Regions from separate parts of the Mus musculus genome. Here regions 2, 3, 4 and 5 are each linked to region 1. A link is a loop called in an ENCODE intact Hi-C map of the cell type or tissue named here. Cell type or tissue: left cerebral cortex. All regions are shown on one strand.

Region 1 (5,000 bases):
TGCTGTGACCACAGGTATGAGCCACCGTACTCTGCTACATGGAACTTAGAGAAAATTGCATATAATGAAGGAATAAGGCACATTTTGTCTTATTTACTGCTCTTTGTGTGCATGTGTGTGTGTGTGTGTGTGTGTGTGTGTGTGTGTGTGTGTGTATGTGTGTGTGTTAGGCCAGTTAAGATTATTGTCAACACACTTTTAAAGCACATGTGTTGCATGAGAGCATGTATGTGAATCCATCCCTAATTTTTAAATGTGAGACTTTGGTGTCCACCAGTTTTGCCTTTCTCTCATCACTCCTAGACCACTCTATCGACTTGATGGGCTCAGCTCTGGGACATTCTTAGAGTCACCAACACGCTGCTAGGAAATGAAAGAAAGGCCCTACTAGTTGCAACTCAAGGAAAAGTGGCCTCCAGAGTTGAGACTGCCTTTGTACCCCAGCTGACACCTATATCCACAAAGTCAGCTGATTCAAGAACGGGAGGCTAAAGGTTCAAAAATCACACCAAGTGCTTGTGCACCATGCATGACGCTCTCCAACCACTGACATTCCTGTGCATGCTAAGATCCGGTAAAGAAGGAGAAAGTCATACAGACTGAAGGAAAGTTCTTTTGCATAAGTAGGCTGTACCCTGGGCACCTGATCCCTGCTTAAAATTGAGAATGTCAGAAAGCAGTCTCAGACTCATGACCTCTGCCCAGAAAAGCCTTACAAGCGTTGATGCCATAGCTAGCACGACAATGAGAGGAGACTGGGTTATGAGATGCTAATCTGAGGTAGAAATGCGTTTTTATGGAGCAGACATTGCATAGGATCTTTACGAGGAGGAGGAGAGCTTGCTTTGCCTGCTGTGGACCTGTTATAACCCTTGCCCAAATACACTGAATAAGACTTTTTAGATGTCTAGTTTTGCAGAATCTCCTCCACAAGAGTAACAAAAATGTATGTGAGATTTCCACATGATGAGATAATATGATCTCCTTAGAAAACAACAAACAAACAAAAAAACATAGAAAATCTCCCTAAGTTTGAGGGAGATGACCCACAAAGAGTCTCAATAAACAGATTCAAAGTTGTCTCCAAATAGTTTATGACAGTGTCCCCAAAGGCTCTCTATGAGTTCTAGAAGGGCTTCCTTTCTTTGCCTGAATGCTGGCATAAGTGACCTAAGAACAACCTAGACCCAAAAGGGAAACCGCATTCGCTGTGAATTAACTGAGCCAGCACCAGCCAGCACCAGCCAACCAGTAGAGCCTCCCGGGGTCTGCTTAGAGAACTCCTGAGTTGAAGAGAGCACCATGGCACAGACAACCTTCAGACCCTCCAGTAAGAGAGCTACAACACCCACCATACTCAGACATCCATTCTCCAAGCAAGCCAGAGGGAAGTCTCTTGGGGCAGGGACAGCTCTTCTTCCTGTAGGACTGACTCCAAGCATCCTCATTGCCCTGTGAGATCTGCCACCCTCAGTCAGGCTCACCTGCCTCCTTGCACATCCTCATTATTCTGGGTAGTGTGCTCTCTTTGCCCTCAGGAACACAGCCTGTCCCTGCCTCCACAGACACTCTGGGGAAGAGGGCAGGGAAAGTAGGCACTGGAAGGGAGATCCTTTACCGGGCATGCTTGCTTCTGATCTGTCTTAGAGACACAGTGAAGAAGTCCCTTTGCAGGGTCTCAGTCAGCCTGATCTATGTATGTTTGCGATGTCCTTTCTCCCCAATTACAAAGTAGTTGGGAATATTCACAACTAACACGGGTTAAATGAGGCAGCTCCAAAGAGAGAGAGAGGCCTTTGTCCACAGCTGCTTGGGCAAGTCCACCTTCCTTCTCAGTTATTGATAAAGCCTGGGTAGCCTTTAAAATAGAGGGGGTGGGGCAGGGTGGCCTAACCCAACACACCACCCTGGGGGTTAGAGCTACAAACAGACACTGAATAGTCTCTCTCTCTCTTTCTCTCTCTCTCTCCTCTCTCTCTCTCCCTCTCTCTCTTCTTCCCTCCCTCCCTCCCCTCTCTCTCTGACACACACACACACACACACACACACACACACACTCACACACACACACACACCAGCAGCCTTACCTGATCCTGCTGCTGTACAGATTTTCCTGAGGCGCTGGGCTCCTTGGCTGTGGTCATGGTCTGTCCGGGCACTCGCCACCCCAGAGACAGAAGGGGTTTGACTGAGACTTTGGAGGCACCAGGATCAGAATGGTAGGGTGAGGAGGAAAGCGATTCTAGTCCATACTTCCAAAATCACCAGGTTTTTGGGGGGCGGTGGGGGGAGGGAGCTGGGTAGAGCAGCCTAGTTTGCTCTTTAAATGCAAAGAGCAAAGACAGGCTCGGCAGAAGAAGACGCTGATGCTCAGTGGGGCTTCTCCAATTAGCCACAGCCTCTGCAATCGCCACAGAAACAATAACTGCTTAGCAACCGGCAACTGGCGGCTGAGTGCAGGCAGGGGCCCGAGTGATGCGTGCTGCTTCCCCACCGCCTCCTGTCCGCTGCCGCGCAAAGGCGCATGCTCCGGCTGTGCTCTGCCTGGCTGGGGCTGGGGCGGGGGCCGCGGAAGGGTTGAGGCCTGTGGACGCTACAAGCTCGCCGAAGCACCAGCAGCCTTGTCACTGTATCCACCAGGAAACCTTCATGAATCCAGGTCACCGGGCGCCCCCATTGCTGAGCTAGTTGCCTGCAGCAGTACTAGTCCTATGGCTCCCACCTGGTCAGGGGGATCAAGAAGGATGCAGTCTTTTCCACTATCCCTGGCTACAAAATGCAGGTGGTTAGGGGTGATTAGAGAGACAGACCTCCCTTCTGGTTTGCCTTGGTCTTTCTTTACAAGTCAGAAAACTTCGGTTTCGCCTTTAGAGTGGATAAATCTATATCAACTGAAAATCAACCGGAATGAAGAAGAGTGCAACCTGTGTGGTGCCCTTAGAGGTCACAGGCTCCCTGCTGCATCTGACCCTCAAGAGAAAGCCAGACAGCATACAGTGCCCCAGAAATTCCTAAGGCCTAGGCCTCCATGTTGGACCTAGTAGGGGCTTCTACCAACCTGAACTCTTGCTTCCTGCTTCTACTAGACATAGCTGGATGAATGCTGCACCGAAACTCTTAGGAAAGCAGGGTTAACCAAGGGGTTTCAGGTGGGGATGAATCCTGACCCAGCAGAGAGCCTTCAAGTTAGGCAATGCCAGAGGCCTTCCCCTCAGCCACGGCTCTGCTTTGTGTTCTTCCTCTGTGAACATCTCCTCAGCCCCTCATGTCTGCTTCTCTTTCCAGTCTCACAGCCCTGGTTACAGGTAGCCATTTACTGGAAAGAACTTGGCTACCTGATAATGTCACTAATAGCCACTAATTACATTAGGAATTGTGTCCTGGGGCCTGGGTAGCATTGATCTGATTTTGTAGTTAAGATTCCACTAAGCAGGAGTTGCAGAGACACTGTCCTGGAATCCAGCCCCTTCTGGAAGTCCAGAGCCCAGTCATTTTACAAGACCAACAATTGATCAATTGACAGGCAAACTCAAATTCTAGCAGAGGTCTGCCTGCTCTCCCACAGCCCAGACTTTGCTGCTCTGAGTGTTTGGTTCTGATTCCAATATGTTTTTACAGGGCACCCAATGGCTTACTTATACTGCTTTGGCCAAAAGGACAAGAGAAAACACCGTGGCTTGCCACTGAGAAGTCTGCTTTGGTTTGTTTGCATTGAGTTAGCTACCTTCCAGTGCTGGCTATGACTTAAGAAAATGTATAAACACCTATGTTATTCAACATCAGAGCCCTGTTAACCAAGATGCTTAGATTCTAAGTGATTCAGTGTTGCTGAAAGGCTGGTGCCAAACCTCTAAGGCGAGACTCTAGTCGTATAACCACTGGCCTCTGTGAGTGTGGAGGGTCCCTGCCACACCCTAGTTGCATCCCTGGTTCTGGACGTCACCGTGGCACACTTATCCTTAGAGCTCAGCAGCAAGACAGATGAAGCCTCTGGAAAGAGTATCATGAAGTGGACCATCTTGGCCTGCACCCTGGAAACACCTCAACCCCTTAGGATCTTAGTCAATCAACAAAATCAGCAGCCCCTGCCTCAAACTGCAGTCTCAACACAGCCTGTCAACTAGAGTTTCCTCTTTAACCTAAGCTGTCTGGAACAGGTTAAGTCCTGAGTCATACCATCTGTATTATCTCAGGAAGAATTCATTGGTCCCCTCTGAGGCTGTGAGCTGCTATCCACAGACAAGAACAACAGCATAGCAGAGAGCTAGCCATTGTCCTTAGGGACCACAGTCCAATGGGAAGTGATCCCCAGGGGTGCTGAGTTCCGCACCATGGGCATATAGGAAACTCCTTCAGGCTCTTCCCACTTCTCAGTGAAGAGCTCAAGAGAGTCTGGTGCATCTAAGTTGAAGACGGTCATCATATACAATCTGCTGACATTTGAAAGATGATAGACAACATCTCAACGGAATTTTCTGCTGCTGGACAGGCCATGCCCCCAGGTTCCTCAATTCCCTCATCCATCAGATCAGTTCTCAGGAGTCATTATGTGGAAAAGTGAGAATTGGTGGTGGTAGAACTCTGTGGGTTTCTCTCTGGTGCTGGTTCCCCAGATACCAGATTCGTTGTACACTTGACCTTGACTGTCTTATGGGTGAAAAAGCAGGGATTTCTGCCTTATGAGACACTGCAGGTGAAGCTATGCAAATTCAGGGTAAATCTTACATCCCTGGGAGTTCTCAAAAATATTCTCAGAGAAACCCACAGTGCTTGAGGAGAGGGGCGAGGGGCTTGCTAATGAGCAGACATAATGACTCACTTTTGCAAGATGAATACATTCTAATATCTGCGGTATAGCACTGAGCCTGGAGTCCACAATGCCATGCCACACAGTTAAAAACCTATTAGTGGGGTAGATCCCAGGAGTGTTTTTGCTACAGCAAGATGAAATGGGCTATATGTTGCTGATATTTTTCAATTAATCACAACCCCCTTGTAGG
Region 2 (5,000 bases), 150 kb before region 1:
TGTCAAGGTGACTTTCCAAAACCTCAGCAATCGTACAGTGATCTTTGTATAACAATCTGAGGAACATTCACACACACACACACACACACACACACACACACACACACACACACACAGAGGAGAGAGAGAGAGAGAGAGAGAGAGAGAGAGAAAGAGAGACCTATCTTCAGTCATGGGAGAGCATTGGGCATTTTAAGCTGTTTTTTTTTTTTTCCATCTGCTTCTTCTAACTCCTTAGAAGGCTTGCATCCTTACAGCAGTGCATCCTTACAGCAGTGGGGCTATGAAGATGGTAGCCTACAAGCTGCTGGAGGGGGAAAGGGAGCATGCGTGGGGCTCCTCAGATGCCCTCTAGCTGGTTGTCTGCAGTGATTTGACTCCAACCTAAGCTTGGAGTATGATTGTTCTGTGAGCTGACTCAGCCCAGGCTCACTGCAAATGGCCTTTTCCTTGGGGAAGTCCTTGGAAATAACCAGTGACAATTGTTTAACACAGGAATTACTGAAGTGGTGGCAATAGCTGAAGTAATAAGACCTTACTAAAAAATACCTTAAAAAGGAAAAACCAATTCTTTGCAGCAATGAAACCCAAACCAAGACACCTAGAAATCTTGTGAGCAAACTGTCAAAAGACAAAGTGTGAATTCTGTTGGCAGTGAGGGGAAGGTGACCCATCTTGTTTACTGAAGTGTCAATAGGGTTAGCAGCAGATTCTGAATCATTAGCTGTGGTGTTCCTAGGGCAGTGGGATGGGACCCAGAACACTATGGGAAGACTATCAACCAACAGTGGTGTAGCCAGCCAGCTAAGCCTTCAAATAAACTAACATACTTCCAAGTACAAACTAAGAATATTTTATAAAGCCTGTTCCAGCAAGAAATACCAGATCAAAGGAAAACTGCAGACAGTTATCTGCTTAGGAATGTAGCCACAATGCTTCCATAACAATACACCAAGCCCAAGAACCTAAAGACAATTATATACCATAGCTAAGTGAGACTTATTTCAACAATGCAATGGGGGTTTAAGAGAGGCAATCAACCTGGATAATATATAATATTAAGAATGTCTGAGAAGATATCACAGAAAGAAGACCTTAGGGAGACATGGGGATTAAAGGCATCTGGATACTGTGGATGGGATTCCTGTGTGTGTGTGTGTGTGTGTGTGTGTGTGTGTGTGTGTGTGTGTGTCTGTGTGTGTCTGTGTCTGTGTGTGTGTGTGTGTGTGTGTGTGTGTGTCTGTGTGTGTCTGTGTCTGTGTGTGTGTGTGTGTGTGTGTGTGTCTGTGTGTGTCTGTGTCTGTGTGTGTGTGTGTGTGTGTGTGTGTGTGTGTGTGTCTGTGTGTGTCTGTGTCTGTGTGTGTGTGTGTGTGTCTGTGTGTCTGTGTGTGTCTGTGTCTGTGTGTGTGTGTGTGTGTGTGTGTGTGTGTGTGTGTCTGTGTGTGTCTGTGTCTGTGTGTGTGTGTGTGTGTGTGTGTTGGAACATAATAGCTAAAGGTTAAGGAAATGTGAAAAAAGATTACATTTTAGTTAGTCCCATTTGTTAACTGTGGTAAGTGCATCATGCTGATGCAGAAGGCAACATCAGAGAAGCTGGGCGCTGGCATAAGGGAGCGCTGTGCTCTCCATGGCTTTTCTGTGATATACATCAATTCTAAAAAGAAACATTTACTTGTATGGGAGGTCACAGATCTATCCTGCAAAGACTGAGTGAGAGGACCGTGAAGGTAGTGAGAGTGCCTTCCAGCCCTGGGCGTCCATGTCAGGGCAGATGGCGATGTGAGCACGAGAGTCAGCTTGCACTGACATAGTGACGAGTGCCATGCCTGACAGTCCTAGTTCTCTGATGGCAATCTGGGACTGTTCTCAATGCCTGTTTTTAACCACATAAAGAACTTGCTTTTGCATTCTCTCACTTTGACTGCACGGACCAACCTGTGGGCTCTGCAACACATATGGAGGATTTAAAACAGCAAACTTCAAGCTGCAAATGATCTCATTTTAATGGGTTCCACAGCAACGTGAGCAGAGTAGGGGGAAGCCTTCTGTCCATTCACTCTCCTTCTGTCCTTTAAACTATCAAACCCACCTGATTCCTTATTTTTAGTTAAGGAGGGCTAATTTGAGAGGGATTGTTTAATTCACATTTTGAGAAATATGATCCTGAGCTTTGGGGCTGTAATGATCTGTGGGACAAAAAAAAAAAAAAAAAAAAAGTGAGACAAGTGTGATTTTTTTTTTCCCTGCAAAATTAGGTCCTGTCTGTGGGTCACCTGACTTAACCTTTCCTGCACTCCTCCATCACACCTAACTGCATCTCAAAAGATAATTATCAGAGCCTTCAGCTTTGGCAGAAGGCAGAGTTCTTGTGCAAATGATAGTATGTCACATCATTAACATTATTATAAATGACAGGCAGCTAAACTTATACCCAGGGCAACGTTATATATTAATAAGTGAATTAATAAGCCAGTGATCAAGAAATTACATGCCCCGTTGACAAGCTGGATAGTATCTCTCTTCATGACTATTTGCCCAACACATACAACACAAACATCTTCAGTGAGGCCATAGAGCTTTTAAGTGCTGACCTTACAGTCAATTCTCCAGCCAGACTAAAATGTTGCCCTTGCTAAGTGCATCCTTAGCCACTAGAGGGCATTAGTTCATAAAATGCTCTGGGCCTAAAAGGGTACTGAGAGACTGAACAAGGGGACTTGGGAAGCAGATAAAATTCAGCCAAAATGATATTTTATTATTTGTTCTTAAGTGAAGCACATTGGGTCTAAAACCCCGTCTTCCCCACGGACACCGGCACATCAGGAGGGAGTCTGCTTTCCTAGGACAGGAGTCATGATAGATGTGAGGTAGGAGTCGAACCCAGGTCCTTGAGAAGAGCAGCTGTGCGCTTAACTGTTAAGCCATCTCTCTAACCCCTCTCTATGTGAATCTTAGTGAGAAGCTTTTCTGTAGAAAAGAATTGAGACATAAGGCTTAAAAATCAATGGGGGACAAACTGCCCTTTAACGAATATCAAACTAGGAGACTAGATTCTATTTTGTAATTTCTAGTACAAAATTCCAGGGAGATTAACATTTTTAACTGTGTTCTTTGCACCTACCAGAAGCTGAACCACAACTCCCCACCCCCAGATGCTCATTCTTTTCATTTCAAAGTAATACCTGTTCTGTGTGTTTCCATTCATATATGTCATATGTGCAGTCATCCCATACATGTGAGCATGTGGATCTGCATGTATGTGTGTAAATACCTGTAGAGGTCAAAGGTCACGGTCACAGTCAAGCGTTCTTTTCTACCTTGGTTTTGTTCCTTGAGCTCACTAGTATGGCCAGACTGGCTGGCCAGCAAGTGTTCTGTCTCTACCTTCCCAGCAATAGGGTTTTGGACATATTCCAGCATGATCAGCTTTTATGTGGGTACCAGGGAACCCAGCTCAGGTCTCTATGATTGTGCAGCAATTTCTTTGCCACTCAGTCCTTCAAAGCCACATTAAGGACAGCTTCTACCAATCTCTCAGAGCTTCTTTGTGAGTGGTAAGAAGTGGGCTTTGAGTCCCTTCAGATCCACTCAAGGCATGTGTGATGGGCCAGGTCTGAGCAGGCTCTTTGCCTCTTCAAATAGTGAAGCTTACAGTGGAATAGAGGATCCTGTCCTTAGACGGGCATACAGGAGCTTGCATTTTCTGCTGGCTCTGTGCCCACATGCACAACTTCCTTGGCCTTCAGGGGACAGTACTGCTAAAGCTGCCTCCAGGGAAAGTTGCTACAAATCACAGGACCCGCCACCACACGCCAGTTCTCAGTTAGCAAAACCCCTGGGCTCCCGATACCCCTTTGGGTCAAGTTAGTCACAATAAGTGAATCTTTATAACTTTCCTGTTCATTGCTTCTTCATCTTACTTTTCCAAAATTAATTTATCCCTTTTAGGCAGAAAATTTGCTAGCTTGGAGTCTGAGAAAAAGGATTATAGGGAATGCTTTTTAGAGACCCATTTTTGTTTATATTTTTGCTAGAATAAATTAAGTTTGCTAATGTTTATTCCAGAGAGAGAGAGGGGGAGAGAGATTGAAATCCTTAACGGATCATAGGTAGCTCATTAAAATTGAAGATATATACCTGTGAGAATCTTGTCTGAAAATCTGAGACTATGCCTTGTAAAGTGTCTACTATGAGCATGTGTTCTGGCCTGGGCTTCCTATGATCAGGCCCATGGAGAGGGGATTTGCCCTCTTGCAGCAGGTAGATTTCAAATGCTTATTAGCCAAGCCTGCAAGCACAGCTCCAGTGAAAACCTGCTCTCCTGTCTCTTTTCTCCACCTGCTGTTTATGTGTATGTCTTAGATTCCTACCTGAAGCCTTGCCTAAGACATTTTATTTGCCCAGAGATCGCCTCAGAGAACCACTAGGGAACAACAGTCTGTGGCAACATGTTCTTCCCTAGCTTGTATTTGCTGCTTTTTTCTTGACTGTGACCAAATCCTTGATAAGAAGCATCCTAGGAGAGCAAGGGTTTACTTGGCTCACAGTTGGAGGAGTTACAACCACCATGGTTGGGAAAGGCGTGAAGGCAAGAGCTGAGGCAGCTGGTCACATTATACCCACAGTCAAGAAGCAGAGTGTGGGCAGGAAGTGGAATTGAGCTAGCAAACCCCAAGGCTAGCTCTCAGTGACACGCTTCCACCACCAGCAAGATTCACCACTTTCAAAAAACAGCTAGAGACCAAATGTTCAAACACTTGCCAGTGGGAAAGTTTCACACCCAAACCCCAACATAGCTCTTACCAACTGTCTACCCTCATCGCCCAAAGAAAGCAGCAGGCAAGTTGGACCACCTAGAGACCATCAGAGACCATCAGAGCCCCAATGCCCAGAGGAGCATCCTATACATGGAGTCCAATATCTGATGACCTCACTGAGGTCTGGTTTCTGCTAGTCTCTTTGAATATTTTAGCCTTAAGCCAAACCAATTGTGTGGATCA
Region 3 (5,000 bases), 190 kb after region 1:
GCTAAGGTATGCAGAAGTGATACACAGGACCTGCTCAGGGCACAGTCATGGTTGAATGTCTGATGCCTGAAGTAAGCAAAGTGAAAGCATCCACTGCCCAAAGCCTGAACCAGGGAGGTGCCTCTGCAGTGGGACTTTGGGGAGGAAGGGTCTAATCGCTACATCTCTCAATTGTATCTCCCACCTCCTCCTCAGAAGTATTTTAAAGAGGGGAGAATTTTCCAAAGGTCACAGGGAGAGGCTCTGCTGGCATTTAGGGCAGGACTCAGGGATGCTGGCCATTTGGAGGAGTGAAGAGCCTGCCCTGTGAGGCTCCAGGTATCCTTAGCCCCTGCAGGTTGGCTGGAATAAAACCAGCTGTCTGGCACTGCCAGCCACAGAGGGGACAGCAGACATCAGGGCCACCAGGTCTAGAACCTTAGGACCCAGCACCAATAGATATCAGGGCTTCTAAATACCAGAGCCACCAGATTCAAGGCCACTAGACACAAAGGCCACCAAATTCAGGGCCATCAGATCCAGGACACAGAAACTCTGGATACCAAGGGCACCAGATCAAAGGCCATAAGATTTGGGCCTTCAGAACAAGGGCTTCCTAAAATTTAGAGATTTCTCATCTGTCTTCTGCCAGGCAAAAAAGTAATCCATTTTTCCTGTCTGTTGTGAACATTTTGTGTCATAATTAGGGTGTTCTGTCATAGCCTTATTCTACAGAAATAGTTTCTATTTCCTCCTGATAATTTAAAAACATTAGTCTTTAGTTCCTAGAGTCAGATAAAGGAAGCTGATTTTCTGCTCTTCACACAGGTGGATAAATGCTGTTCCCACTGATTTGTGAAAACTCTTCAGTCTTATGCTAATTTCCAGGTACAAGTTGGCATTTTCAGAGACCTAGCCTGTCTTTCCCTATGTTCCCTGAAGCTTGAGATAGGTGCTATAAATATCACCTCACAGACAGGAATGACAGCTACAGGAGTCTATACTTGGAAATCGTTAAAATCATACTGTAGTAGGAGCTATGTAAGCTGTATGTCTGTCTGTCCATTCATTAGGCTGAGTACTCTTTCTTCACCCAGTGCAGAGTACAGATCACAATTACCAAGGCCACAGGACTGGAGAGATGGCTCAGCAGTCAAGAACACTGGATGCTTTTCTCAAGAACCCAGGTTCAAGTTCCACACTCACATGGAAGGAAGCTCACAATAGTTTGTAACTCCAGTTCCAGGGGATCTGATGCCCTCTTCTGGCTTTCACGGGTATCAGACATGCAGGCAAAACATTCATGCATATGAAATAAAAATTAAAACAATAATGTAAAAAGTTACCAGGGCCTCACCTTGTGATTGATGCCCTATTGGCAGAAGCCATTTGTTCTCCATTGCCTTGCTCAGTCTTGGTCTGTTACATTTCTAGCCTTACCCTAGCTACATAATTAAAACATGCAACAGTGCACACCCCACACAGTAAAAATCATGCAAAACACCACTGTACTTGACCCCGTGGTTGCCCTGTGCAAGCAGGCAGCCCCATTTCAGCTGTTGCAGATCAGGATAGCTACAGGGGACTCTGATCAGACCATGAATATGAAGGCCAGGCACTGCAGCTCCTTGCCTTGTGGTGCTCAGACAAGCACCTCAGGACGCTTGCACCTGTGCTGTATATAGCACAGGCTCCTACTATTAGATTCACAGCGGACTCACCAGTGTTTAGAAAACCTTACCCATACCCAAAGACAAATCCTACACTTGTAGATGAAGATCCCTCATGCTGGGGGAGAATCATCCGCTTGAAGACCACTGCAAACCCTACTGCTAGAGTAACTCCAAAGTAACAACCCAATTCAGCCATGCATGGATGTCCTAAGGCTGGGAGATGCCCAGAGCCCTTTCACCATTCAGGAAAAGAGTGCTGGGTGTCACTTGTGAGGGTCCCCTATGGGAGCAACACGGCTCAGGGCATGCTATGAACGTGGGCAGGATCACAGGCCTCTGCACAAAGTCTGTTTGTGGTGATGTAATCAGATACCATTGAGCAGCTGCAGAAGAGTTCCATAGAGACCCCGGAGGTTATGGACAGAATCAGATAGGGCCAGACAGGGATGCCTTGCTGTGTAAAGGGGGGCTGCTGCAGCTTCTCCCCAGTGTGATGAACATCTCCGCTGACACAGGAGTTGTTTTTCGACGAGCTTCTGCTTGTCCCAGTCTTGCTGCGATTCTGCACAACCCTAAAAACCAGGGTCTCAGCAGTAAACTCTGCCCTCTGCTGGCAAGACTCACAAATCACACACTCCTGCTCTTCCCACGCCAGCCAGATCAGGCAGACAAATGGAAGCTGTCAAGGGGGTGCATAATGCTTTGTTTGTTTAAGAATGCTGTTTTTAATGATTGGGATTTTAGACTAATTTTGTCAACTTGACTCTTCCCATGCTCAGAAAAAGTTGAGTTGGAGAAAAGGGAAGAAACCTTCCCTGTTTCCTAGTAATCTGGTTTTGATTGACAAGGGAGGACCCTCTTCCTTGCTACTTGCTTGAAGAGATGCGAGAGCTGAGCTTATGAGCATGCTCAGTATAACACAGGTGTACCACCAGATCCAAGGAAGCACAGAAGAACGTTTCCACAGGGAGGAAATTAGATGATGGTGGGAATGGCCTGCCCATCTTGCTCACCACCCAGCAGGCAGTGGGTGCCATGGGCTCATCGTGTAATTCCTTGCAACTTATTCTAGGTTCGCACATTTCCATAAAGTGAATCTGGGCAGATCTCAGTTGGTAAAGACTGAACAGCTACAGCTGGAGAACGAAGGAAAACTCCACAGGGCTAAAGGACTCAGAAATTAGGAGCACTCGATGCTCTTTCAGAGGACCTGAGTTTAGTGTCCAGCATCCACAATAGATGGTTCAAACCACCTGTAACTCCAGCTCCTGGGATCAAATACCCTCTTCTGGCTTCTGCGTGCATCCACATGTAAATAAAATAAAATCATTGGGGGACAAAGAAAGGCCAGGGGTCGCAGTGGTCAGCAGACAGAAGGCCAAGAGACCTTTGGTCTCTCTTTTTCCTTTCTCAGATAGAAGGGTCAGAAGTGCAGCCAGTAGGCAGGCAAATCAAATCAGTGGCAGGGCACTTCCTTAGCTTTCACTCCCAGCGTCCCCATCTTTAAAATGATGCAACCAATACAAGTGCCCTGTTTATCACTGAAAGCTGAGGTAAGCCCTGTGTGAGATGTTTGTTCAGCCTTCCAGGGTAAAGCCATCTAATACAATGACATACATATGTGAGTCTTGTCCTATACTCTGGTTCTTGTCAGGCAATACAAGTGTGTGTGCATGTGACACTTGGGCATCCCAAGTTCCATAACACAGAAAGGAGGGCTCAATGAATGAGTGACTTAATAATATACTTCCCTTTTAAAACATGATTCATTCATCCATGTTAAGCCTCCCCATGGATAACTTACCTGATAGAAATTATGTGAATGTAGTCTGCAATCTCCCATGCCTTCAATTAACAAAAAGATGCAACAAAAACCATGTGCTGGGAAGTTTTGTATACTGTTTTAACTAAGGGCTCAAGGGGGGAATGCCCACCTTTTTAAAAGATTTATTTTATTTATTACTTTGTGTGTGTGTGTGTGTGTGTGTGTGTGTGTGTGTGTGTGTGTGTGTTCATGAACATCAGAAGATGCAATCAGATGCCATTGTGCGGCACCATCATTGTGGTTGCTGGGAACTGAACTTAGGACTCTGAAAGTGCAGTCGGTGCTCCTAACTGCTGAGCCATCTCTTCAGCCCTGAAGTATGCCTTTTTTCAAAAGGGATTTTATTGATGACACTGGGTTTGTCTATTGCCTTTTAGCCTTTTGGATAAGCACATTGATTACCTATGCCAGTGAGGAAGGAAGTCCCCTGGAGACATATTTGCAGAAGCTGGGTGGAAATCCAAGTGTGTGACTACCGTATGGAAGCACCTGGATATCAGTATGTAACGCTGCTGTCCCAGAATACAGCCTAACATTTTCAGAACTTCTCCAGTGAGTAAACAGGAATTTTATAACATGATAGCTACATCACAACTGCTTCTGAGAAGCAACCCTGTTCTTGTTTCGAGTTGTAAAGAAGAAAACGGAGCAGGTGGCAAGAACTTCTTACTTTGGAAGTAGCTTGCACTGTGGATCCTGGGCTCTGACTTACAACACCTATGTGTGTGCACACATCCTCCAGCCCCAAAGTCCTGCTGCTCACTGTCCACAGCAGGGATGGTCACCTGAAACTGCTGGGAGAGCCGAATCTTCAACATTGCCTGGGTTTTGGTTTGTTGGTTTGTTTGGTTTTTTTTTTGTTTTTGTTTTTGTTTTTTGCTTTTTTCCTATTTCTTAAAAGGAGAGGTGTGTATGTGTGCATTTGTCTGGATGCATGAGTATATGTGTATGTGTGTGTGGTGTGTGTATATGTGTGCACGTTGTGTGTGTGTGTGTGAGAGAGAGAGAGTGTGTGTATATGTGTGTGTGTGCATTTGTTTGGATGCATGGGTATATGTGTATGTGTGTGGGGGGTATATGTGTGTGTGTGTGGTGTGTGTATATGTGTGTATGGTGTGTGTGGGTGTGTGTGAGTGAGTGAGTGAGTGAGTGAGTGTGTGTGTGTGTGGTATGGTTGTATATGTGTGGTGTGTGTAATATGTGTGTGTGCATGTCTGTGTGTATACCTGCACTGTGTAACTACCAGGAAGATGAAACTTTATTTCTATCTCACAATTTTTATAGAATAACTTTTTATTAATAGCCTTAAGGGCAGTACCCACTGACCTGACTTCCTAAGTCCTCACAGACATCTAGTGGTCAGGGGTGTTCTTTCTATGCATCAGTCATGAGACATTTAGTGGCATCTTCACTTCTATGTGACCCCACCCCTGCCAGGAGAGCACTGAGGACTCGGAAGCATGTCTCCTTTCCTTCTGCTGTGTCTTCACCTTGTGTTTTCCAGTTGCATGCTAACTCCTCAG
Region 4 (5,000 bases), 180 kb after region 1:
AAAAGCAAAAAGCTCCTAACCCAAAGCACCCAGTAAATCTAAGATATGGTGAGAAGATCAAACCTAAGGATAAAATGTATAAAGGAGAGCAAAGATTCCCAACTTAAAGGACCTGTAAATATCTTCAACAAAATTATAGAAGAAAACTTCTCTAATCTAAAGATTAGATTCCCATGAACATACAAGAAGCCTACAGAACTCCAAGTAGACTGGACCAGAAAAGAAATTCCTCTCATCACATAATAATCAAAACACCAAATGCATTAAACAAAGAAAGAACATTAAAAGCAGTAAAGGAAAAAGGTCAAGTAACATATAAAGGCAGACCTATCAGAATTACATCAGACTTCTCACCAGAGACTGTGAAAGCTAGAAGATCCTGGGCAAATGTCATACAGACCCTAAGAGAACATGAATGCCAGCCCAGACTACTATACCCAGCAAAACTCTCAATTACCATAGATGGAGAAAACAAGATATTCCATGACAAAACCAGATTTAAACAATATATCTCCACAAATCCAGCCCTAAAAAGGATAATAGATGGAAAACATTAACACAAGGAGGGAAACTACACCCTAGAAAAAGCAAGAAAGTAGTCTTTAAACAAACCCAAAAGAATATGGCCACACAAACATAAAAATAACATCAAAAATAACAGGTAGCAACAATCACTACTCCTTAATATCTCTTAACATCAATGGCCTCAATAAAAAGACATAGACTAACAGACTGGATACATAAACAGGATCCAGCATTTTGCTGCATACAGGAAATGCACCCCAGTGTTAAAGACAGACACCACTTCAGAGTAAAGGGCTGGAAAACAATTTTCCAAGGAAATGGTTCCAAGAATGGGAGTAGTCAGAATAAAATCAACTTTCAAACAAAAGTTATCAAAAAGGATAAGGAAGGACATTTCAGACTCATCAAAGGAAAAATATACCAAGAAGAACTCTCAATTCTGAAGTTTTATGCTCCAAATGCAAGAGTACCCACATTCATAAAAGCAACTCTACTACAGCTCAAAGTACACATTGCACCTCTCACAATTATAGTGGGAGACTTCAACACCCCACTCTCATTAATGGACAGATCATAGAAATGCCAACTAACAGAGACATACTGAAACTAACAGAAGTTATGTACCAAATGTATTTAACAGGTATCTATAGAACATTTCATCCTAAAACCAGATACCTTCTTCTCAGCACCTCATAGTACCTTATCCAAAATTGACCATATAAATCTCTCACAAAACAGGCCCCAACAAATACAACAAGATTGAAATAATTCCATGCATCTTATCAGATCACCACAAAATAAGGCTGGTCTTCAATAGCAACAAAAACAACAGAAAGCCCACATATACATGGAAGCTGAATAGCACCCTACTCAATAACTTGGTCAAGGAGGAAATAAAGAAAGAAATGAAAGGCTTTTTAGAATTTAATGAAAATGAAGGCACAACATACCCAAACGTATGAGACACAATGAAAGCAGTGCTAAAGGAAAACTCATAGCTCTGAGTGCCTCCACAAAGAAACTGGAGAGAGCATACACTACCAGCTTAACAGCACACCTGAAAGCTCAAGAACAGAAAGAATCAAATACACCCAAGAGGAGTAGAGGTCAGGAAATAATCAAACTCAAGGCTGAATCAACCAAGTAGAAACAAAAAGAACTATACAAAGAATCAACCAAACCAGGAGCTGGTTCTTTGAGAAAATCAACAAGATTGATAAACCCTTAGCCAGACTAACCAGAGGGCACAGAGACAGTATCCAAATTAACAAAATCAGAAATCAGAAGGGAGATATAACAACATAAACTGAGGAAATTCAAAAAATCAGCAGATCCTACCACAAAACCCTATACTCAACAAAACTGGAAAATCTGGATGAAATGGAAAACTTTCTAGACAGATATCAAATACCATCAGATAAACCATCTAAACAGTTCTATAACCCCTAAAGAAATAAAAGTGATCATTTAAAGTCTCCCAACCAAAAAAAGCCCAGGACCAGATGGGTTTAGTGCAATTCTCTCAGACCTTCAAGGAAGACCTAATACCAATACTCCTCAAAGTATTCCACAAAACAGAACCAGAAGGAACACTACCCAATTCATTCTACAAAGCCCACAGTTAGGGTGTGTATTCTCCTTTGGAGATGGAACGGTTTCCATCTAATCAGGAATTTGTCCCAATTTCTTTTCATAGAGGACTTCATAAGAGATTTTCTTTCTACTTCTATCATGTTCAATGTTCCAAATAGATTTTAAAAACTGAAGGAAAAAAAAAAGAATTATAGCCTAGAAAACAATCCACAGACCACTAATGTTTCTTTCTATGAGAAGGCGGCTCTTGCCTCCTTACATTTCCCTTTTTTGGGTGGGGTGGATAGATTTTAGAGTGTGTGGGACTTGTTTGGGGAGTGAACTGGTCATGTGATGCTGCTGGAAACACAGGAAGCTGATGTACACTGATGGAGGTCAGGTGTTTTTATCTGCTCTAGTACCTAGCACAGTATCATGAGACAATTGCTTATGGAGGAGATGCTGGAAGGGTTGGAGTCAAGCAAATTTATGTACTTAAAAGGTGCTGGAACTGGAATTTGAAGCTAATGTATCTTGTTCTAAACTCCAAACTCTTCATGTGAGCTCTCACTGCATCTATCCAAGCAGGAGCCTACTCCACAGCCTCCACGGGAATTGGAATCTGTTTGAACATCTTGAGGGAATGAAAATTCACAATTCCTGGAGATAGACACTCTGCTTTTTAAACAGTCTGGCAGAAACATTGGCTCTCGAGAGCCAAGGCCCACTCTTCACATCCCTTCAGTTAGTCCAAGCTGAGCTCTCCAAAGTCATGCTTGAGAAATCCAAGAAAGTCCCTGAGCCATCGGAGAAGAGCACTTGCCTTTCAACCATAGCTCCCTCCCGTGGCTTTTAGCTTAGTCACTGCTCTGCATGCTCACTGTATGGAGTTGTGTCCAGGGGTCAGGAGAGAAAGGAGGATTGGCACTGGAAGCCCTCTGTTTGGGGACTAGAGGCAACCCTCAAACACTCAAGCATAGCTGGTGTCAGAGGAACACTATTTCCTCGTGTGTGTGTGTGTGTGTGTGTGTGTGTGTGTGTGTGTGTGTGGTGTGTGTGTGTGTGTGTGTGTGTGTGTATTTTATGATTATATATGGTGTTGTATCTTTGTAGTGTGTTCACATGTAGTGTACATGCACATTTTTGTGCATATGTGTGGAGATCCAAGGTGGAGTTCTGGTGTCTTTTATCCATTGCTCCCCACCATTACTTTTTTAAATGGAGTACCTCACTGAAAGTCACTGATTGTGCTATGGTGTCTGGCCAATGACCTTCAGACATCTGCCTATCCTTCCAGCCCTCACTTGAAGGCTGGCTTTACAATCATTCGCCTTCACACCTGTTTTTTTTTACAGGTTCTTTGGATCTGGACTCAGGTTCTCCTGTCTGTGTGGCAGAAACTGTACTGCTGGTGTCATTTCCACAACACAGAGAAGTGCATTCCAACTTTACTTTCAACAGTATAAAATTTAAATACCCAGGGATAGTGCATGGCTCGTGTGTTGACACAGACCAAGACCTCTCCAGAAGTAAACATGAAACTCCAAGCATAACTGATGGTCACTACAATACTAACTATGTCATCTTTTTTGGTAGCCATATCTCCCAGATAACCTAGCTGAGGCTCACTTAAAAGTGTCATGGTTTTGTGCACCTAGTGATGAAAGACCCATTGCCTCTTGCCCCTTGCCCATTGCCCCTTGCCCTTTGCTCATTGCCCCATTCCCTTCCCATCTAAGACAGCATCTCCAAAATTTCTACTCAGGGTTTAGCACAAATGACAAGCCTGGGAAAATTGCAATAATCTGGTCTCCCAACACTGTCATAAAAAGTCAACAGAAGTGGAAGCAGGAAGATCAAGAGTTCAAGACCATCCTCAGCTACATAGCAAGTTGAGTTCAGTCTGGGATACAGAAGTCCTTCTTCTAAAACTCTTAACTTAGAATACTGCCTAGTGCATGTCAGGATTTCTTTGTTGCTAAATTTATGTGACTTCCTGACACTCTCTCACTGGAGTAACTTGGAGTAGCACCCCCATGGCATCACTCCAAAGTCACAACTTATTCTCCTTCACTCCAACTCAGTTAAATCCATCAGAGACTGAACCCCACCGGTACAAATCTAAACTCCAATGGACACTGAACCTGCCCAGACAAAAGCACTACAGTGAAGGCCAGTGTAAAGAGGACAGATGGGTGTTCTGCAGAGTTCTACAGCCCAAGCATGTGCAAGGCATGCACTCAAAGAGAGTTACTTCCTTATTTTATAAGTTTATTAGCATACCATGTAAATTGTACATATTAATTAATTAATTAGATCCAGACTTCTTTTATCCCCTGCCCCATCCCCTTCAGCCTCTATTAATCATTATCTCTATTAATTTGCTTTCTATTGCTATGGTAAGCACCATGACCAGAAGCAACCTGAGAAGGAAAGGATTTGTACAGCTTACATGTCCAGCTCACAGTCAGTCATTGAGGGAATTCAGGGTAGGAACTCAGAGGAGCTTAGTGGCAGCATCTGAAGCAGAAACCATGAAGGAACACTGCTTTCTGGCTTTCTTCCCAAGACTTGCTCAGATTGCTCTCAAATACAACCCGGGACCACCTGCCTTTGCATGACACTACACAGAATGTGCCCATAACCACCATAAATCAAGAAAATGGCCCATAGGCTTATCTTAAGGCCAGTCTGATGAAGGCAATTTCTCAGTTGACATTCCCTCCTCCTAAATGATCCTAGAGCATTTCAAGCTGACAAACAACTAGTCAGCACAGCATCTTAACTCATATTTAGGTCAACACTTTCTTAATCTCCACAAAAGAGAGGACATTTGATCCTTTTCCTTCTGTGTCTGGCTCTTTTCATTTAACACAACATCCTTTACTTCTTCCCTCTTTGCT
Region 5 (5,000 bases), 59 kb after region 1:
TCTCTCAGGGAACAGGAAGATGCCGCAGACACCTGCAAAGTCCTCGTGGGATCCAGAGCTTTCCTTCTGATGAGGGAAAGTCAGTGTAGAGTGTTCTAGATCTTCTCACATATGAGAGTCAGGCAGGCTGGAAATCAGACATCCCCTTCTGCTCTCCTATTGCCTGAAAACATGCCTCTGATGCCATGTGGACCTATAGGCTGGGCCGTTCTAGATGAGACTCTTCCATGCTCCCAACCTCCCCCTCCCCACCCGCAATTTAGTGCACAACGAGGTACTGTTTCCATACCCTATAATGATTTTTTTTTAAATAAGGACAGAGTGCCTGAATATTCAGGAGAAAAACAGATTTTAGAATGATTGACTGGGCTAGGATGACATTGATGTCATCTTAAGGAGAGAAGAAGCAAGGAGAGAAAACAGAGGGGAAGAAGGGAATGGGAGAGTAGAGGAGAGGAGAGGAGAGGAGAGGAGAGGAGAGGAGAGGGGGAAGGGAAGAAAGGGAAAAGAAGCAGAAGAGAAAGGGGGAAGAGGAGAGTTTGATGACAAGAATGTTGGGGTTGAGGGGCTCAGACCAGAACATGGCAGGAGGCTAGACAATAAACAGGGTGAGCTCATGAAAGCAGGCACCTGGCTGAGGCTGTGCCCATTAACTCAGTCTGGTGGACTCCATGGGTGCCTTGAGTCCTTTTAATCCTGTCCTGGGTGAAATGAGCGCTTTGGGTTAAAATGAACGACCTGTATCTCAGAGTCTGCTTCTCCTGTCACTGCTCACTCCCCCACCGCTTTCCTTGTGCTGACCTGTACAGCCACGCTAACCAGACACAAAGAAAGCCCTCTAGGTGTTCTGAACAATTCTCAGGCCTGGAGTCAGAGACAGCCACTTGTAGGGCAGGCTTAAAGGTGGCAGGCAGAAAAGAAGAAAGCTCTTGCACTCTGCCTGCTGCACACCATCTGAAAGGCTGTCAGCGGCCTTGGATTTGATTCATGCCAAGCTTTATACTGACACCCACCCCCCTCAGCAGTGATATTTTAAAATCCTCTTTTGTCATTTTAAGCTCCACAGGAAGAGAGATTCCAGAGCTCGTGGGTTTGGAAGAAGAGGGATCTAGGAGAGAACTCATAGGCACTGAGCAAGCAAACTTGGCTGGGCGCTCCATTATTATTTTTCTTATGTTCCTAGTAGCCTGCACATCTATTAGGCCACTGAGTTTTTTGTGATTGCAGGAAAATACTAAAAAGGAACCCAGGAATCCTTGAAACTGAACTACCCTGACAATCGAACTGAACCTGACAACGTGGGTGTCAGGGGAGCCCACACCCACTGCCTGTAGTTCCAGCTGAAGAGAACTGAAAGGTGACATTTCACTCAGCACAGAGAGTGAATGACTGTCCAAGATACAGAGGAGCAGGTAGGTAGCCTATGTGGAAAGGTATTCTCTGAATGTATGCTAACTTGACAATAAAGGGGAAAATATTCTCATTCATACTGTAGAAACAGAATGTTTCTTGAAGACAGCAAGCAAGAGAGGGACCCTTTGAATGGGTCCACCTCTGCAATGCCCAGTAGTCACCAAATTCATAGAGGAAGATGGGTGATGGCCAGCTTCTGGGACAGGGGCAGGAGAGTGACCACTTACTGCCCCAACCTCTTTCTTGTGTAAGTCCTAGAATTGATTGTGGTAATGGTTGGTGCACCACGTGAGTCTACTTTTAAACTCTGAATTGAATACTTCAGATGCCTGAGTTCTATGGCATACAAATCAAATCTAGAGCATTTTCCAGGACATCAGAAGCCCAATGTGTAGGACCCACTAGTGGCTGACCTTCTTGCCCCCACGGCAGAGGTTTTCAGAAAGGTAAAGGGCAGCACTGAGGCCGGCCTGTTTCTAAAAGGGTCTTGGGAATCAGCCTTGGGGAACTGGGCCCTGGGCCTGTAAGAGCAGGTCACACTGTCTTCCTGTGGGTCATTGTGAGGCCAGCTCACCTGAGGCCTTGGGGAGACAGAACTACAGCCTAGGCATGTCTGGATTACCAGTCAAGACTCTGGGGAGCTCAAACTTCCCATTTCGCACATAAGAGATAGATTAGGAATTAGAAGCCCTAGGTGATGTGTGATCCCACATTACTGGCATCTCTATGCGTAGATCAGTCATTGTGAATGACCCTATTACCTGTCTCTTGTAACTTTATCACCTATTAAATGAAAAGAATGACCCAGACCCCTGCTGTCCCTTTCCAACAGGCTAGATCTCCAGACAGTCTGTCTGGGGGTAGAGGATAGGATGTGAATCCAGGGTGTGCCCAGGTAAGGGATTACAGACAAAGTCCCCAGCTAATGGTGTGGCTGGAGATCCAGAAATAGATGCCTCAAGCAAACGCACTGAGAACCATCTGGGCTTCGTGATCCAGGAAGAGAAATGCAGCTTTGGGGACAAGTGTCTAGGAAACTAAAAATAGAGATATGCTAAAGGTCACTGATTATTCCTATATCTTTCTGTGGAACTCTTAGTACAGAGGCACAGCATCTCATTGTCATGGAAACAGGAACACTCCCTGATTCCCAACATCACATGCCACACACAGGTTGTCAAACCAGGCTGTTCCATCTGGCCATGGCAAAGTCACAGAGCCACACCACCAAACAGTCTGGCTCCCCACCTGTCACCTTCTTTCTGCTGCTGTCTATGTTGAAGTCTACCATGAAAAGGACCATGGGTGTGGCAGTCTTTTCAGCTTCTAATTGGGTACCCCTACACTCTGTCACCCCACTGTGAAGGGCTGACTGGACAGTGAAGGGTTTAGAAACAACCCCATTCTCTCTTCTTTCTTCCTAGTTCAACCTCCCATATCCTGAGAAGCCATCTTCATTCTTCCAAGAAAAATTTCCACAGTATGTCAGACCTACCTCTTTCCTTTCTCTATGCATTCCTGGCCACGATGCCTATTGTATAGGAAATGTTCTGCTTTGCATTGCTGGATGCTTCTCTAATGTATGGTTTCCTCACCACTGTAGCACACCTCACCAGAGGATGACCTCAGCAGGAAACTCTCCTCATAGTCCAGGGACTAGAAGTCTAAAGGTGACATCAGGGCTGGTTCCTTCTGAGACCAGGGAGGATGGTCCCAGGCCTCTTTCTGCTGTTGGCAGTCAGTGAAGGTCATTTGGAACCTCTTGGTTTATAGCAGATGCATTATCTAAACCGAAGCTTCCTAAAGTGTGCATTGCTATCCCAGTTGTAATATAACTAAAAAGAGATTCATGAAAAACTGGGTAACACAGACAGGTTTCTGCTTCACAAACAAAAGTTAGTGGAGAATCAAGCATGCAGTGAAACCAAGCTCTTTCTAGAAGCATTTCTCAGTGCTGCAGACATGGCATCACTTCAGCCTTGATTCTGAGCACACAACATGCACCCATGCTGTGTACACCATCTCTCCTTGGGAATGCTCTTGGAGTTAAGAGACTGTGTTCTGAGCTGCAGGCCTTTTAGTGCCTACACATGGTTTTCCACTCTTCTAGAAGCAGAGGTTTACTTCCAGAAAGCAACAACTTTCAGCATTCACCACCATCTCCCTCAGTATGCAGCTCCAGACACAGCACCTCATTTAGTTATCTTGTGGTGGTGTGTTGATTGTAAAAACTGCTGTTTCATTTGCTGACTTGAGTTTCATATAAAAACACTAAAAGAAGTTTTGGTTTGGGATTAGGATAGACTTTCCAACCATTTCTAAAATAGCCCTAAACTTATCTCTGCCATTTTGTACTGTGTACTTACTCAAAGCAGTGTTTTGAGCATTAATGATTATACAATCAAAATATCGATTAACTCTAAGAAGTGTCGAAAATGCCCTATGTCCTGAAGCATCAAGTTTTTAGCCAGGTTGTATTTTTTTTTTTTGTTGTTGTTAAAAGAAGCACATCTCATTAGTATGTGCAATGGGTCAACAGACACTTGGGTGTGTCTATGAAGGCGTTTCCAGAGAGACTTAACTGAGGAAGAATAACTACCCTGAAGATGTGCATCACCATCCCATGGGCTGTGGAATACAATTAAATTAAAAAAAAAAGAGTGAGTAGAAGTTAAGAATGCATCCTTCTGTCTCCTGCCTCAGGATGTGATGTGAGCAGCTGCCCCACACCCCTACCTCCTGCCTCAGGATGTGATGTGAGCAGCTGCTTCACACCCCTGCCTCCTGCCTAAGGATGTGATGTGAGCAGCTGCCCCACACCCCTACCTCCTCGCCTTCCCACCATGATGGACTGTATCTTTGAATCATGAACCCAAATAAACTCTCTTTCATCCAGTTGTTTTTGTCACAGCAACCAGAACATTAACTAGTATAGCACACAAAGTTAAAAATTACATTCTAAAGAATTTTTTAAAGCTAATACATTTAGGATTAACTTCCATTTGTATACATATTTTTCATACTTACATTGGGGCCATGTTAAATTTGCTCTGGTAAAAGTAGGTTGGAGTGGAGAAATCAGAGAGAAAGTTATAGAGCTCGTCTCCATCTGCACAAAGCGCTGCCATGCTTTGTCTAGCTGTGAATCTGAATGAATCCTTCTTTGTACTAGAACAGATGTCAGATGGACTGGGGCCCATATGTACAAAAACGATGTGACCTGGGCAGGTGACATCTCTAAGGCAGGCCAGGAGTCTCTGTGTGAACTGTGGGTGAACACAGCCATGCTCATAGCAGAAAGGCCATTGCTTATCTGACTAGACATGAAGCACAGGCTGCTGGTGTGCTGCCCCTAGAGGCTGAGACTGAAGATGCTATGTTGTTATCACTGGATCAGCAAGGCAAAGGATGCTTCCAGAAGTCCCTCCCTCCCATCTAACCACCTCTTCTACTCCCAAAATCATCAGAAATGCCACTCTCTCTGTTTCTCAAAGGATGCTTTCCAGCTCTTCCAGGGCTCTCCAGTTTCCATCTGGCAGACCTCTCTCTCTCTAGATTCCCTCTCACACCAGTTTCCTTCTCAGTGA

Evidence for each region. Peaks named below come from ENCODE experiments on the same cell type or tissue, not always from the same donor. Only the 100,000 strongest peaks of a DNase experiment are listed, where the experiment ranks them.
Region 2: a loop joins it to region 1, with 2.6 times the contacts of the local background. A loop is called at or near these places in 5 of 42 quality-filtered maps.
Region 3: a loop joins it to region 1, with 2.4 times the contacts of the local background. A loop is called at or near these places in 5 of 42 quality-filtered maps.
Region 4: it touches region 1 in a loop (2.7-fold over the local background); 5 of 42 quality-filtered maps call a loop at or near these places.
Region 5: a loop joins it to region 1, with 4 times the contacts of the local background. A loop is called at or near these places in 3 of 42 quality-filtered maps.

Annotation. Positions count from the first base shown.
Region 1 is chr5:27,259,449-27,264,448 of GRCm38, reverse strand. The region is part of intron 1 of Dpp6 (dipeptidylpeptidase 6); the gene reads right to left. Among named protein-coding and RNA genes, the nearest start is that of Dpp6, 210 kb to the right of the region's middle. In left cerebral cortex, a CTCF peak has its summit at 2,513; DNase peaks (open chromatin) are centred at 671, 1,579 and 2,473; H3K4me3 peaks cover 2,768 bases; H3K27ac peaks cover 2,134 bases.
Region 2 is chr5:27,414,427-27,419,426 of GRCm38, reverse strand. All of the region lies in intron 3 of Dpp6 (dipeptidylpeptidase 6), which reads right to left. Among named protein-coding and RNA genes, the nearest start is that of Gm52769, 83 kb to the left of the region's middle. In left cerebral cortex, a CTCF peak has its summit at 2,654 (motif pointing right); DNase peaks (open chromatin) are centred at 1,842, 2,676, 3,347, 4,690 and 1 more place.
Region 3 is chr5:27,072,467-27,077,466 of GRCm38, reverse strand. All of the region lies in intron 1 of Dpp6 (dipeptidylpeptidase 6), which reads right to left. Among named protein-coding and RNA genes, the nearest start is that of Dpp6, 26 kb to the right of the region's middle. In left cerebral cortex, CTCF peaks have their summits at 1,255 (motif pointing left) and 2,264 (motif pointing left); DNase peaks (open chromatin) are centred at 1,239 and 2,255.
Region 4 is chr5:27,081,748-27,086,747 of GRCm38, reverse strand. All of the region lies in intron 1 of Dpp6 (dipeptidylpeptidase 6), which reads right to left. Among named protein-coding and RNA genes, the nearest start is that of Dpp6, 35 kb to the right of the region's middle. In left cerebral cortex, a CTCF peak has its summit at 2,896 (motif pointing left); a DNase peak (open chromatin) is centred at 2,786.
Region 5 is chr5:27,200,944-27,205,943 of GRCm38, reverse strand. All of the region lies in intron 1 of Dpp6 (dipeptidylpeptidase 6), which reads right to left. Among named protein-coding and RNA genes, the nearest start is that of Dpp6, 150 kb to the right of the region's middle. In left cerebral cortex, a CTCF peak has its summit at 4,772; DNase peaks (open chromatin) are centred at 1,031 and 2,548; H3K27ac peaks cover 234 bases.